Regions from separate parts of the Homo sapiens genome. Here region 1 is linked to region 2. A link is a loop called in an ENCODE intact Hi-C map of the cell type or tissue named here. Cell type or tissue: heart left ventricle. All regions are shown on one strand. Each heading gives the region's core, and the rest is flanking DNA. Links, peaks and the distances in the headings are about the cores only.

The links. Peaks named below come from ENCODE experiments on the same cell type or tissue, not always from the same donor. Only the 100,000 strongest peaks of a DNase experiment are listed, where the experiment ranks them.
Region 1: a loop joins it to region 2, with 2.6 times the contacts of the local background. A loop is called at or near these places in 3 of 110 quality-filtered maps.

What each region holds. Positions count from the first base shown.
Region 1 is chr5:95,707,428-95,712,805 of GRCh38, forward strand. It overlaps a transcript of SPATA9 not described here. Among named protein-coding and RNA genes, the nearest start is that of RHOBTB3, 21 kb to the right of the region's middle. In heart left ventricle, for the core only: no CTCF peak of the experiment used is centred there; DNase peaks (open chromatin) are centred at 3,094, 3,594 and 3,934; H3K4me3 peaks cover 905 bases; H3K27ac peaks cover 962 bases.
Region 2 is chr5:95,769,542-95,774,919 of GRCh38, forward strand. All of the region lies in intron 8 of RHOBTB3 (Rho related BTB domain containing 3), which reads left to right. It also overlaps the pseudogene HSPD1P11. Among named protein-coding and RNA genes, the nearest start is that of RHOBTB3, 41 kb to the left of the region's middle. In heart left ventricle, for the core only: no CTCF peak of the experiment used is centred there; no DNase peak of the experiment used is centred there; H3K27ac peaks cover 1,933 bases.

The sequences.
Region 1 (5,378 bases), core at 289-5,288, 62 kb before region 2:
ATTCTCTCGGCCCCGAGGAAGGGGCTTGATTAACTTTTATACCTTGGTTTAGGAAGGCGGGGGGCCTAGTTAAAACAATTTTACAGAAGTAAAGTAGTCAAAAAGTTAAAAGGATAAATGGTTACAGGAACGTAAACCGTTCCAGGTGCAGGGGCTTTAAGACTATTACAAGGTGATAGACCCGGGGCTTTGGGCGTTATCAATCAGATGAATTCCTGGGAACTGCTGATATAGCTTGCCACAGTATCTTATCAGTTAATTGCATTCTTGGACGTGCTGGGAGTCAGCTTGCACAAGTTAAGTCCTTGAGGAGGGAGCTGCCAGTGAAAGAGCCAAGATGGAGTCTGTCTGGCTCTCTTAGCTAAGGGAGAGTCAATTCAGGTGGAAAGAAGGCTAGGTGATTAAAGGAAAAGGGAGAGTCTAAAAACAGAGTTAGTAAAAACCAGGTTGGGCATTACATTCCCCACTTGTGTTTTTGGGGAATCAAATCGTTGATTCCTCAGTTATAACAAGGGGGTTATATTGAGTCTTAAGATACATAAGTTTGACAGAAGCTATGCATTGTTTTACAAAATTAAGAAACCAATTTAATATACAAGGCCCAAAAATTAAAGTTAATAGTATGATGAGGAGAGGTCCAGCTAACTCTGATTAAAGTAGTTAGCCAGGGGTTCCAGTTGAACATGTTTTGATACCAGGGGATGTTATTTTCTCGTTCCTGTTGGTGCCTATCTAGATTTTCTCGAACTTTTGGAGTGTATCTTTTATGACTAAGAATGGTGGAGGAACAGTTAAATCAACTTTGTCAGGGGGTTTCTGGAACATAGGGTCACCTAGAGCAGTCAAAGGCCGGATTGGCTTGCATGGGCTCCATGAGACCAGGATTTTTTTTTTGGATGGTGAACATAGTGCCAACATTAAATCCTGGGATATGAAATCTTAATTCCCATGACATGCCATAATATTATTGAGTTGAATTAGGGTCATGGACAGTTATAGTAAGAGGATTACAATTTTTTCTAGTACATAATTTAGGACAAGGAGCACGAGTTATAGAATGAAGATCTGGTTGATCCCCCAAAGTAGGTGGCTAAAGTTACAAATGTCCAATCAGGGCAGAAAAACTGATAAGTATCTCGACAGCTAGCGTCAGGGTGATTCCCAGGACAGAGGTAAAAGTCAACATTTTGGAGTTCTTTTTCTGTACCTTTGGAGCTTCCACATCCAGTTTGGCTCCCAGAGTGTCCAAATCCTGCTGCAAGGTTGACACTTTCTGCTCCTATGACCGGTAAGTTGTGTTGTTCTTCATGGGTGCGAGCTGGCTCTGAGAACAGTGCACATAGATCGACTGCAAAGGTGACTTCCTTGGAAGTACCGGCCCTCCAAGTAGTGTTGACGAATACACGTCCTGTTGTGAAAGAGGTGAGGAGGAAGGAGTAGGAAGGCACGGAGGACATAATAGGTGAAAACAAACAAGAGAAGTAAATAAAAAGAATTAATCTAACAGTTTCACCCGACTTAGGCGCAGTTTTAAGGGGCCTGATCCAGCCTTGGGGACCCATGTTTCTAGTTGGGCTCTGTTGGCCTTTTTGATGTGGGAGTGATGAATCCAAGCAGGAATTCAATCCGCCTTCAGAGCCGTTGGCATCGTGAGGATGACGGTGTGAGGTCCCTTCCAAGCAGGAGTGAGTCCTTCTCTCTGGAACTTTTTAATAAACACTAGGTCTCCTGGCTGGAATGAATGGCAGGGCCCCATCTGTTCAGGAATTGGATTGGGATGGGCTCCTCGAACAAGTGGCAGAATAATATCTTGTACCTCTTGGAGAGACTGTAGGCACTGCAATAAATTAGCTTGTGATATTTCTGCCAAATGGGCATCTCTTAGCTTAGGCAAGATAGGTGGCGCCTGCCCATACATAATTTCAAAAGGCGATGACCCAGCCTGATAAGGGGTGCACCTTACTCTTAAGTAGGGCTAAAGGAAGGAGACTCACCCAATTTTCACCGGTTTTTAAAATTAATTTTGTAAAAGTGTTTTTTAGGGTGCAGTTCATGCATTCTACCTGCCCAGAGCTCTGGGGTCAATAGGCACAATGGAACTTCCACTGAATGTTTAACGTCTTACTGACCCACCGAGCTATGGACGAGGTGAAGGCAGGTCCATTATCAGACCCTATGGCAGCAGGCAGCCCGTATCAAGGGATGATTTCATTAAATAAGAACTTAACTACCGTATTGGCAGTTTCGTTTTTGGTAGCAAATGCTTCAGTCCATCCAGAGAAGGTGTCTACTAGTACTAGAAGGTATTTGTACCCAGCCCGGTGTGGTTTTACTTCTGTAAAGTCAATTTCACACTTTTCTTCTGGCAAGTTTTTTCGGAGACAGTGGCCTGGGCTGGGTTTAGGACCTTGCTTGGCATTTACCTGGGCGCAGGTTGTGCACTGGAGAGCTGCTTGATCTGTTAGGCTTTGAAGATGGGGGATTCTTCTTTGTTTTTGATAGCCTTTCCTGCTGAGGTGAGTAGCCTGCGCTCCTGGTAGATGGCTCCATGTACATGCACAGTAGCAAAGGTGTACCTGCTGTCAGTGTAAACGTTAATACGTTTATCCTTACCCCATCGGAGAGCCTGAGTGAGGGCCATCAATTCAGCTTTTTGCGCTGAGGTGTTTGCTTGTAAAGCCTGAGCCCACGGCACATCTGTCTCCATGGTAACAGCTGCACCGGCCTTTCATACTCCCTGCTCGAGAAAGCTGCTACTGTCTGTGAACACAGTGGCGTCCACCTTCTCTAGGGGCATATCTTGAAGATTGGGTGGGCCAGTTTCGGTAGTTTCTAACAGTTCCTGACAGTCATGGATAGTAGCTGGATTCAAACACCATGTGGGAGAGAAAGTCAAACGAGGCTGATCTAACAGTAAACTGATACTGCAGGATGCGAGCATTTGACATCCATTTGCCAGAAGCACTTTGAAGTAAAGTCTCTATGGCATGAGGAGTTGTAAGGGTTAAATTTTGGCCCAGAGTTAACTTATCAGCCTCTTGGACTAGGCTTGCTGTAGCTGCTACTGCTCGCAGGCAACTTGGCCATCCAGAGGCCACGGGATCCAGTCTCTTAGATAAATAGGCCACTGGGCGTCTCCAGGGTCCTAAAGTCTGAGTAAGCACCCCTTTAGCAACTCCCTGGCTTTCATGGACAAACAGGTGAAACGGCTTTGAGATATTAGGGAGGGCTAAAGCAGAGGCTTCAGTTAATGCCTTTTTCAGGTTTCGAAAAGCCTGTTCTTCTGTGTCTGTCCAAATTAACGGGCCATTTCATTCTGTACCTCTTGGATAGCCGCCACTAAGATTTTTGTTTGTCCTTTGAATGCTTTATCAGCAGCCTTTTCAGCTGCCTGTGTTGCTTGTTTTTGTTTTTCAAACTCTTGGTTGTCAAAAACCTTTTGGGCTATTTCTAAAAGCTGACTGATATTCATTCCAGCAAATCCCTCCAGTTTTTGGAGTTTTCTTTTAATATCTGGGGCTGCCTGAGCCACAAATGCCAAATTAAGAGCACGGCTATTTTCGGGGGCCGCCGGGTCAAAAGGGGTGTAAATCCGATAAGCCTCCCGGAGGTGCTCTAAAAACGCTCCTGGTGACTCATCGGGCCCCTGGATGACTTCAGTCGCCTTAGACAAGTTTATGGGTTTCCGAGCGGCTCCCTTAATACCCGTGAGGAGATACCAGTGAAAATCGTCCAAAGTTCTCGTTCCACTTGAGGAATTTGGGTCCCAGTTAGGCCGGGTAGAGGAAAAGACCTTCTCAAGGAGGTCTCTAGCTTCCTCCTCCGGTCTATTGGCTGATGCAAGGAAGTGCTTTCTGGCCTCTCTCCAGATACGCTCCCTCTCCTCAGAGGTAAAGAGAGTTAAAAGGAGCGGTTGGCAGTCATCCCAGGTGGGCCGATGGGTCTGGAGTATGGACTCCAACAGTGAGGTCAAAGCCTGGGGCTTTTCAGAGAAGGCAGGATTTTGGGTTTTCCAATTATACAAGTCAGAAGTAGAAAAAGGGACATAAACCAAGAAGGGGGCTGAGCGCTCATCACCCGGAGGGACTTGTGCCTCTCTCAGTGGTAGTAGAGGGGCTGCTTCCTCCCGCCGCGGCCGCAGTCGAGAGGCAATGGGTGGCGAGCCCACAGGGGACGTCGTCAAGGAGATATGGGACGACCCTAAGGGAGCAAGTTGGTTGTAAGGCGGTGGGACTGGGTGAGGGAGACTCTCCTCTTCTTCAGAGGGAGGCAGTACAGGGGGAGCCGAACCGGCAGAGGGTTGAGGCGAAAACGCGGCCTGGCTCAGGAGGACTTTGGAGGTGGAATTGTGAATGGCGCATGAACGGAGCCATGGAGGAGGATTCCTGACCAAACTTAACCATTGATTTTTACAGGGAACCTGATTAGGATAGCCGGGAGCTTGGGTAACAACCCGCCACACGGCTTGAACAATTGTAGGATTCAATGACCCTTCAGAGGGCCACCCAACTCCAAACTTGGGCCATTCTACTTTACAGAGTGTCCGGAGCTTGCCTTTCTTAAGGCGGACTCCATAATCCTCTGAGAAACCAAGAGAAAAATTTTTCAGCATGCACTGGAGGGGGCTCCAACCCTTGCAAGGCCGGGACTCCATAAATGACTAAGTTTTACAGTTAAAAAAAAGAATGCTAAAGTACTGGACAACAATTACATGTAAGTTGGGCGTGGGGACATTCACATAAGATTTATATATTAACTAATAAAAAATTGAGATTCAAATGATGGCAAGCTGTTTCATCCAAGAACATGCATGTCAGATTACGTTTTCCAAAGATGCTGCAACAATATTTCCTATCCCACAATGTGGCCTTGATACTCCTCTCATTAAGAAATGGGGTCTATGTCCTCGCCCCTTTAACCTGAGCCATCTTGTCTCTGAGTTGTAACTGGTAGAATGCAGCTGAAGTGACACTGTGTGAATTCTAAGACTAGGTTGTAAAAAGTGATGCAACTTTCTCCTTGTTCACTGGCACACTCACTTCTGTACCCCCTGAGCCACCATGTAAGATGTCCAACTACCCTGAGGCCTCTATGCTGTGAGGAATGCAAGGGCAGGGTGTGTGTAGGGCATCTGGTTATCAGCCCCAGCTGAAGTCCTAGCCAACCGCAAGCATCAACTGTCAGACAAGAAAGTGAAGGTGCCTCAGGATGATTCCAGCCTGAGTCACTGGGCCACTTGAAGATGTTGAATCACCACAAGTCATTTGAGTTTTCCCACCTGAGGCCCCAGACATCATGGAGCCGATAAAAGCCATTCCTATTGTGTTCTGTCTAACCTCTGACCCACAGAATTTGTCAGTAAAATGAAATGGCTGTTT
Region 2 (5,378 bases), core at 248-5,247:
TCAGCAACATCATTTCTGAAGCAGTGAAAAGGGTTGTCATCACAGTAAACGGTGGAAAAACACTGAATGGTGCGTTAGAATCACCAGATCTAATTTTTGTGTACCTTATTAATACATCAAAATTTTTGCATATCTTATTAATGTATCGAATAATTAGGCTAAATTTTTGCATAACTTATTGATACATCAGAAGGTCAACAACATGAATTCAAGGATGCCTATGTTCTGTTGAGTGAAACAGAAATGTCTAGTGCCCAGTCTATTGTACCTACTCTTGAAATTGCCAGTGCTCAGTATACACCTTTGGTTGTCATTGCTGAAGATGTTGATGGAGAAGCTCTATGAACCTTCCTTTTGAATAGGCTAAAAGCTGGTCCTCAGGTTATAGCAGTAAAAGCTCCAGGTTTGTTGACAATAGAAAGAACCAGCTTAAAGATATGGCTCTTGCTGTTGGTGGTGCAGTGTTTGGAGAAGGGGGTAGGCCTCATAACACAGGAAAAGTTGGAGAGGTCATTGGGACCAAAGGTGATGCTATGCTCTTTAAAGGAAATGGTGACAAGTCTTGAATTGAAAATTGTATTCAAGAAATCATTGAGCAGTTAGATATCACAGCTAGTGAATATGAAAAGGGAAAAGTGAATGAATGGCAAAACTTTAAAATGGAGTAGCTGTGCTGAAGGTTGGTGTAACAAGTGATGTCAAAACTAATGAAAAGAAAGACAGAGTTACAGATGCCCTTAATGCTATAAGAGCTGCTACTGAAGAAGACATCATTCTGGGATGGGGTTGTGCCTTGCTTCAGTTCATTCCAGCCTTGGACTCATTAACTCCAACTAATAAAAATAAAAAATTGGTATAGAAATTATTAAAAGAATATTCAACATTCTGGCAGTGACCACTGCTAAGAATGCAGGTGTTGAAGGATCTTTGGTAGTTACAACAATTGTGCAGCGTTCCTCAGAAGTTGGTTATGAGCTATGGTTGGGGGTTTTGTGAATATGGTGGAAGAGGAATCATTGGCCCAACGAAGGATGTGAGAACTGCTTTATTAGATGCTGCTTGGGTGGCTTCTCCATTAATTACAGCAGAAGTCACAGAAATTCCTAAAGAAGAGAAGGACCCTGGAATGGGTGCGGTAGGTGGGATGGGAGGTGGCATTTCTGATTCCTAGAATAGGGCTTGACATTTATTAATGAACGGTGATAGGAAGCTCAAGGCAGTATTTCTCACCAGTAACTACAGAGAAGTCATTTGAAGAAAATGACTGAAGAAAATGCTGGGTGATGTTTTTAAAAAATCACTACAACCATCAGTTACTGATTTCAGCTGACAATAAATAGCAGTTTACTGCTGTCATTGTCCATGCCTACAAATAATTTATTTTGTATTTTTGAAAAAAAAAAACATTTTTACATTCCTGATACTGGGTGAAAGAGCCACGTACCCATGTACTGCTTTAAGCTTAAATCACTGAGGCATTTTTACTACTATGCTGTTAAAGTCAGGATTTTAGTGCTTGCTAACAGCAGATGAGAAGTTAAGAAGCAGCTTTTCTGTGGAGAGTAAGAATAATTGTGTACAAAGTAGAGGAATACCCAATTATGTGACAACCTTTATGTAATACAGATTTGTTTAAAGTTAAAAAAGAATGAATTGTCAGATACCTTCAGTTAGGCAAGAAAGATCGAAGGAGCTGTTTTCCAGTGAAAATCTGAGTAGAACTTTAGATGGGCAATTACTAAAAGGAAGATATAATCTAATTTAATAGTAGAATTGTGTAGCAGCGAACAATAGTCATTTACTTTTAAAAATATTTCCTCAGAAAGATGCACATTACTTTTAACTTTGGTCATCTGCCAAGACAGGGAAATGGAAACTTTCCAATGTACCTTCCGACAAGCCACGGCCAGCCCTGTGTGCAGTGTGAGCCTGGGACGCTGAAAGTAGGGCAGCAAGAGTGACCTTGAGATACAGAAAAACAACTGGGAAAAAAGCTAACAAGAGGACACAGACTTTATATCATGCTTTCGTCATTTTAGAGAGACCTATAACTGGCTCTAAGCCCCTTATATGATCACACCTTGATTTATTTGTTGCCTAAATAAAGATCCAAAGTGTCTATCTAAAGACAACTTTCATAAATTACTCATTATAGGTAGGACACGCCTAGTCAGGGATAAAGCTCCTGGTGATTACAGAATTCTCTCATTAGCTTCTAGGAGAAAACTGTCTGTTGATGAAGACATTTACTAAAAGTGTTTGGTACGCTCTATCCATACCAGAGAAACACAGGAATAGATAATTTTGTACAATCATCTAAGAAGCTTCTCATTTCAACAGAAAAGACTACATCCATTGTTAAGAAGAAATATGATTGGTAAATTAAAAAATATTTCCACCTTTCTAAAATTAGCTTTTAAAAAAAAAGTCTAGTTTATGGAGATCGAATCAGTTTCTGCATTCTGAAAGAAGGAGAATGATGCCGCTGGAGATGGCTGAATGCTGTCTTCCAGATGACTTCCTGGCACTGGGGTCACCTGTGATTTAGGGTTGATTGGACTCACACTGAGCAGACTCTGCAAGATGGAGATAAGGTGGGGGCAAACCATTCCAGTGACCATTATAACAACCTAGGGCACTGCTTTTCATAACCAGAAAAAGAATTGGTAATCTGAAGGTTATATGGTGAACATATGAGAGTAGTGTCTAGTGGTGTTTGATCCAGGGCCTGGTGAGTTCTGGTAGATGTCTTCCGTCCTATAACATAGTGTTGTATTAACCAGACCAAGCATCTCTGATCTTCCTGGATGTTCTAGCTACTGGTTCCATGGCCAGGGCTGACCAGTCTCTTAACATTTGCACAGTATTTGATACAAATTAGGTACAGCATACTCGATTAGGTATTTACTTCCTAGGTCATGAGTATGTTTTAGACCTTTGTCTGCTCTTTTTTTTTAACCTAGGTCCTCTTGATTGGAGTTTCGGATGTTCCCAAACCCCTCAGTCATCCCCTAAGACTCTGGAATTTTGGGTTATTCTCTAAATGACTAATCTCATTCTTTGTGTGTGTGCTTTAGAAGTTTAACTGTGAGAAGGAAGGCATAATTCCTGGTCGCAGGAGGAAACTTAAAATTTCCACTAATAAAGGATCTATGTTGTTACATTGCTGTGTCTCCTACAGTCCCTAGAACTGTGACTTGCCTTTAATAAATGGCTATTGGTAGTAAGATTAATCATCCTAAACTTGGGAATCCACCACTGAAGCATAAATGTGCTTGAAGAAGACTTTGCCTTGTAATAAACTTGTGAAATGAAAGAGGGTCCATCTCTTTGCCAGCGATGTTCATTTTGCAGCATAGTTTGAGAGCAATCTTTTTCAAGTAAATTGAATATGAATGCCTGGCCCCATCATACATTAATGAATTAGGGGTTGTCTCCCATCCCCACCTTTTCTCTTTTGCTGTGTTATAAAATAGCTACCAAATTTGCTTATAATTTGCATAGGAGGCATTGGTATCAAACATTATGTTAGCATAACTCACTGAAAAGATTTTCGAAGGGAATATGTAGCACATGAAAATATATGTCATATTAAAAAAGAGAGATAAGCAGTGATGTGGTGAATCCTTGCTCCTCCTAATGGCGTGCTTTTCTTCCATGATTCTACCTACTGTAGGCACCTGCTCCCCTTTCACCCTTTATGCAGGGCTGGGGTCAGGAAGGGCTGGCTGGATGTCTGTGCTGATGATGTGCAGCAACTGCTGTGGTGCTCTTCATTGCTTCCCTAGCTCTAAAACCAAGTCTTCTTAGGAGTCAGAAGCAAGGAACAGCAGGAATGGTGGAGGCAGGATCTGGGAGCAGCTTCTCTAAGGCCAGCTATAGGCAAGGCACACCAGCTCCTGAGAGTTGGGGAGGGGAGCTGTAGGCAGCAGCAGCAGTGTCATTTCCTCAGGATGGGCCCCAGTTCCAGCCTTGGCTTTGCGTCTTGACCAGTGTGTCTGTGGGCAAGTCACCTGACATTTCTTGTCTTCAAGTCTCATTTGTGAAGTGAAGAGGGTGACGAACCACACAGATAACAAGAGGTTCTTTTTAGTGTTAAGAGTTATGTAACTAATAGCCATCCCTCTTTGATTCTTCTTGCACTACTTGCAGGGTAGCAGTGAGAAAACTAAGAAGAAATTTTGAGTTAGAAGTTGAGTGAATTCTTGTTCCTTTCATGGCTAAAATATGTGACCACCAGCCCACTGAATGAAATGGAGCGTGTTTGAATTTGCCTCACTGTGGTCACTCTGGAAGCAGGCTCAGCTTACCAGGGCCATTTCTCTGATGTACCTTTGGAATTCTTCCAAAATGTATAGGGAGAAGTAGAAAAACCAGAGGCATTCTGAGTGAGGAAATAAGCAGATGACTCAGCAAATCACCAATCTACTTCATCTCCTTGAATAGCAAATAGTTGAATTTCATGAAGAAACTTTAATTTTTTCTGATTATGAAAGTCATATACAATTGTTTTAACCAAGTGTGCACAGAATGATCACACTTATAGAAAATGTCTGTTTTGTTCATAAGTGAATTAAAAAGGTCAGGAAAGATATATTCCATATTATGAACATTTTTTTTAGAAAATGAAATGGGCATGATGATTAGAAAAATGTTGTAAGTGCTCATTGTAGGACAGTCAGATAATATATAAAGATGCAAAAAATAAAAAATAAAAATCACCCATAATCCTATGCCCTAATAACAATCACAGTTTGATTTTGGCATAATTTCCCTCAAGTCAGTTTTCCTCTGCTTAGAAAAAGGGGTTGGGAAAATAGATACTGTCTACTCAATTGTGTGTCTTTTATTTTTAAACTTATGTCTTAAGCACTTTACACTGGATTAGAATCCCCTTGTTAACATTTTTAATGTCATTATATGGCTATATCCTATTTTCTTACTGTAGGTGTAAATTTAGGTATCTCCTTTATTTTCATTATTAGAAATAACAGCTGCATTGAAGATTTAATGTAAATATCTCACTCTGAAATTAGCATTATGTCCTTGGAATAGATTCCTTGTCAAAGAATAGGAACATCTGTAAGACATCATAAATGCTATGAAATTGTATATGTCCAGAAACATTGTACTAATTTACATTCCCATTGGCAGTGTATGAAAGTGCTTGTTTTCATACAAACAAATCCTTGTCAGCATTAAGTATGCTTATATCTTAATTTTTCTTGCAAATTTGATACAACTGTATGTTTTTAATGTTCTAGTCTAGAATCAAGAAGTTCAGACTGTGAAAATCAAAATCCAAATCTCTTCTGATCCATTGAATCTTTTAGTATTGAGACATTTGTATTACATATATATATATATGATAGCATTGA